Regions from separate parts of the Homo sapiens genome. Here region 2 is linked to region 1. The links are chromatin loops, found by intact Hi-C in ENCODE. Cell type or tissue: lower leg skin. All regions are shown on one strand.

Region 1 (2,500 bases):
GTCAGTTAAGTATTAAAGGGTCTTCCCACTAGTGAATAAAAATTAATCTCTCTGTAGCTTCCATATGTTACCTGTACAGCATCTGCTCAAATGAGTTGTCTTTCTAGGCTGCTTGACATGTTAGGAACCTGAAAATGATCCCATCTTGACTGAATCTCAAATGCCCTTCCTGAGCAGCACTGATGAAACAGATGGAGCACCTGGATGTTATCTGCTTTGGATCTGGTTCTCAGGAGGAGGAGGAGCAGAAGGCTGGGCACAACGGTGTTTGAGGTTCTCAACTGCCCCCAGAAAGAAGGGTTGACTTGATTTACATTGACTTCAACTTGATTATCTTGATCTACTTAACTGCATTTTCGGCTTTTATGCTCAAGCCACCGGTCAGCATGCTTCCTATGGTCAACTGCAGTCTTTGACTACATGCAGGATATCTCAAATGCAGCTTGGAACATAACTTAACCATTCCTCAGGTTTACTGCCAAACGATAATGCTTTGCCAGTTCTGCAAAGCTGTTTATAATTTAGTATACTTTCTTGGGTGTGCACGTCTACTTATCAGCTTGCAATAGTTTCAAGGGCTTCTGAAGACATCTGCGGAATGAGATGACAGAGGGCCTTAGAAGCTCCGACATAGATTATAACATCAGCTGGCAGTGCCTTGTGTCTCCTTGAGTAAGGCTTATGAAGCCATGAATTTAATTTATTAAATAAAATGGAATCTCCTGATTTATTTCACTGGTGAAGAATGTCTTAGACAAGGTACTGTCACATGGCCATCCATTAATAATACAGTTAAGATTTTGGTCACTTAATCAGTTTACAAGCTTTGCAGTAGCCATCTGAGAGTGGGCATTCTTAAGGTGTCAAAGGAAGGTCAAAGAATAGAATACTGAGAATCTTGGACTTGCCATCAATTTGATGTGAACGAGAGTGTGTATTCTTGACCACAGTAGGTCCTAAAAGAATAATTCTGGTGACATGGGCTAAATGATTTAAAGTTAAGTGGCTATTGTTGGATAGGGTTTTCATATCTATTATAAACTAATTGCCATCTTTGGTTCCAGGCTAATTAAGTGTTTTCTAATATTTATAAAACAGTCCTGCCATAGTTCATATGAATCAGTCATGGTTACTTTTGGTGGCACAGTAATTAGAAATGATTAAGTCAGCTGGTTGTCAGCTTTGACAGTACCTTTGGCAGAAATATTTTAGAAAAGCAACTCTAAACTTAAAATCTAATGGCATTACTACTCAAACTCTTTCTCACGGGCTCAAAAACACCATTGAAACTAAGCGCACATTTGTTAGAACTACAGGATATGCCATAAACTAACCGTAGCCCATAATAGATGTACAAACAGGCAAGCCACAGTGCCTGTTTTGCTTTTCTGATATCACATTGCTTTCACCTACATTATCTCATTTGTTCCTCATGACAACTATTTGAAGTATCATTATCTCTAGGACACAGATAAGGAAACTGAGGCTCCCAGAGGTTAAGTGACATACTCAAGGTCACCCAGCTGGTATATGGTGGAACCAGATGTCAGTCTGGGTGTTCTGTCTTCAAGGGTTGTTTTCTTTTCACTTTCACACCTGCCCTCTTAAGAGACCGGCACTGATGTAGATATGAATAGGAGCATCACATGAGACAGACAGTCAGAGTGGGGTACAATGAGGTTAGCAACTTCTGCATCACAGTTACTTGATTATCTCTCTGCTTTTTTTTAAATCCCAAATTTAAAAATCCAAATACTTTTTAGCAGGTAAAACATTTTCCTTTTCAATCAAAATGTTCTACTATGCTCTCTTTGATTAGTCTATTGAAAGCTAAACCTTTGTCCACTGAAGTTTTTTTAATAGTGAAATTTCAGATGAGGAGATTGGATTGGTTGATGGCTAGCATGTCAAAGGACCTGGCCTATCAAGAAGTTATTAAAGCAATTAGCCTTTAACGAAGCTGCTGCAGGAGAAGCTGTAGCATCTTTTCCACTGGCACTCCTGCAGGTCTATGCCATTTCGTGCCTGGCATGTTATGTATGATCTACTTCATGCTATCCTCAAACTCACCCTACCTTTCCCTCTTCCAGCCTTAAAACTGGTAGGGGAATTTTCTTTACAAAGTCCAAATCTAATCACCTGAAACATTTTAACGGTCCCTCATTACCTACAGAATAAAGTCTGCTTTCACAATTCCCACCTCTCTGCACTCTTTCACGTCATACCTCATTTTCTGGTAATAGTGAAAAACTACATGAAGTTATCTGAACATGGCAGGCTCTCTCACACATCTGTATCCCTACGACTACCCCCTTTTTCTTCCCAATTTAATTATCAGGTCAACTCCTAACAATATGAATGCTAATTCTGTACTGGCTCTGTTCTGAGTACTTCATATATGTAACATGTGTAATGCTCACAGCAACTCTATGAGGTAAGCACTATTATTATTCCCTATCTGATGATTCGGGAACTACAGCATAGAATGGTTAGTTACTTT
Region 2 (2,500 bases), 890 kb before region 1:
ATTCTGTTATTAAAATACCTTCTCTCCACATGGTAATAACACTTAACATAAATGGAAAGGAAGGCAGGGGGCAGAAATTTAAAATGAACTTAGAATCACAGTGGAACCCTGGTAAATCCTAATATAGCACCAAACTTTGCACAAGCCTTCAACCAGTGATTTAATTATTAAAATCCTTCCCCCTGCCAAAAAAAAAAAAAAAAAAATTCACCATAGTCCAATTCAATTTACCTAGGAGGATGCTTCAGAATATATCCACACAAGACCGTAATGTGAAATTTGTATTTATAAAGAAGAAACACAGCCTTGGCCTCCTCTTATGAAGACAGGCACAGAGGCACACCCACTCATACCAAAACCAGAGGACTCTATGTTCAATTAAATTGGCTCTATTTGGCCCGGCACGGTGGCTCACGCCTGTAATCCCAGCACTTTGGGGGGCCGAGGCGGGCAGATCACGAGGTCAGGAGATCGAGACCACGGTGAAACCCCATCTCTACTAAAAATACAAAAAAATTAGCCAGGCGTGGTGGCGGGCGCCTGTAGTCCCAGCTACTCGGGAGGCTGAGGCAGGAGAATGGCATGAACCCAGGAGGCGGAGCTTGCAGTGAGCCGAGATTGCGCCACCGCATTCCAGCCTGGGCGACAGAGGGAGGCTCCGTCTCAAAAAATAAAAATAAAAATAAATAAATTAATTAATTGGCTCTACGTAAAAGGTCTCTAGGTAACACTTAAATTGGCATGAAACAAAATAATTCACCTGAGGAAGGGAAAGGGGAAGAGTTAGAAATTAACCCTTTCCTGAAAGAAGACAGACAATTCCCCCAGCCACACCTGGAAACTCAAGAGCAGCCTTTGATGTAGTCATCTGTCTTCAGCCCAAAAGCTCTAGGGAGACGACCTAACATTTACGTGGCTTGGTAAAAAATAATTTGCTCTGAGGTAATTTAGTGTAAGCTCAGGTCATGGCCCGAACTTGCCAAATAAACAGAACCGCCCGGGACTCTTTCCAGTGGCGCTAGCCTCCAGACTGATGAGCTTGCTCACCTGGCTGGCTCTCTTCTTCCCATTGATCCTCACTCATTTCCTCTGGGTTTTCCATGCGTGTGGCGTGCTTCGGGCAGGGCTACATGCTTGGGCTTTTTGGCTTTGCTGGATTCCTCTTGGCAGTCACACTTGGACTCCACAGCTCCTGGGAAGGAAGAGAGAAAAAAGGAGGTGCAGTCTTGAACGGGGATAGAGCTGTGACCTCCCAGCCTATAAAGAACATGTTTTGCCTTGCCGGGATGGGGAAACAGCTTTTGAAGTCTAGCCCAGGCCTCCCTGGTGCAGATCATCTACCAGCTATTGTTCCAGCACAGATTTCCACTCTACATAATGGAGACACAATGAAAAAGGGATTCATTCACTGACTCTTTATGGAATGCTCACTATACTCAAGGTACTGGGAGCAGGAGAGAACATACTGGGGAAAGGCAGGCATGTGTCCTCAGAGTAGAAGAAAATATCCAAAAAGAAATTTTTATGTGAACAGACTTTGTTTGGGCTAAATGCTTCCTGATATGTGAACAGAATATAAAATATGAATTTGGTAACTTAATTGATGAAACTGTCCATATGTAATTTAAAAGAAAAACAGGGATCTAGTTTTGGTAAAATCATAGCCACTCTCCAGATCCAACCCCAAAGCTGTTTTTGTAAACCACTTTTGGCAGAATTTCTCACCTCGGTGATAGAGATAACACCAGGTTATTAATCTGTGGTTTCAAAGAAGAGAAAAATTAGTGGCAGGAGGACTGGATGATTTTTTATTAAAACCAGGTCAATTAAGGGAATCTTTGCTAGCCAATATACTTATACCCACTGGAATGTGTTAAAAAGCCAAAATCCTGTCCAGTTCAATCCCAGAAGAAAAACATGCAGAGAACAGCAATATTCAGCAATGAGTACTGAAAGTATTTTCAAGTCTGGGCAGCATTCTAGAAATTACTAAATTAACCAATGATGTTGTGTTGAACAGAACTCTCATCCTGAATATAATTATATTAAAACTTCTGACGATTTCTTCCCTCAACGTGCTATCCTCTGGTTGTAGGAGGTTAGGGTTAAGAAGAAAGGACATAGGGATGGGACAAGGAGGAAGGGAAGAAAATACTCACAAAAACCATATTCATAATTCAGCAGTTTTGTACAATGACAGATCATTCATGTACTATTTTTTACTCATGAAACTAAATTCATTCATTACCTAACATTTATTAGGCTTATTGAATAAATTATAGAAATGTAAATCACAAAATGAATTATATAACAAAATGTAGGTTCTTATTACATGCCAAGATTAATGTATTTTCTCCTTATGTAAATTTTCCTGGAATAAATACAAAGTTGAACATAATACTTTCAAATCATCTTCCAGTTTCCCTGAATTAGAAAACACTATGAACAATGTATTCAGTTGTGTGTGTGTGTGTGTGTGTGTGTGTGTGTGTGTGTGTAT

The links. A loop is a pair of places that touch in the nucleus more often than their neighbours do. Peaks named below come from ENCODE experiments on the same cell type or tissue, not always from the same donor. Only the 100,000 strongest peaks of a DNase experiment are listed, where the experiment ranks them.
Region 2: a loop joins it to region 1, with 13 times the contacts of the local background. A loop is called at or near these places in 1 of 110 quality-filtered maps.

The regions. Positions count from the first base shown.
Region 1 is chr6:21,165,987-21,168,486 of GRCh38, reverse strand. The region is part of intron 13 of CDKAL1 (CDKAL1 threonylcarbamoyladenosine tRNA methylthiotransferase); the gene reads right to left. Among named protein-coding and RNA genes, the nearest start is that of LINC00581, 340 kb to the left of the region's middle. RefSeq lists a cis regulatory region at 2,013 and an enhancer at 1,941-2,085. In lower leg skin, no CTCF peak of the experiment used is centred here; no DNase peak of the experiment used is centred here.
Region 2 is chr6:22,055,238-22,057,737 of GRCh38, reverse strand. It overlaps CASC15 (cancer susceptibility 15), which reads right to left. Exons shown (of 12, transcript NR_015410.2): 8 at 1,048-1,192. Among named protein-coding and RNA genes, the nearest start is that of NBAT1, 91 kb to the left of the region's middle. In lower leg skin, no CTCF peak of the experiment used is centred here; a DNase peak (open chromatin) is centred at 1,099.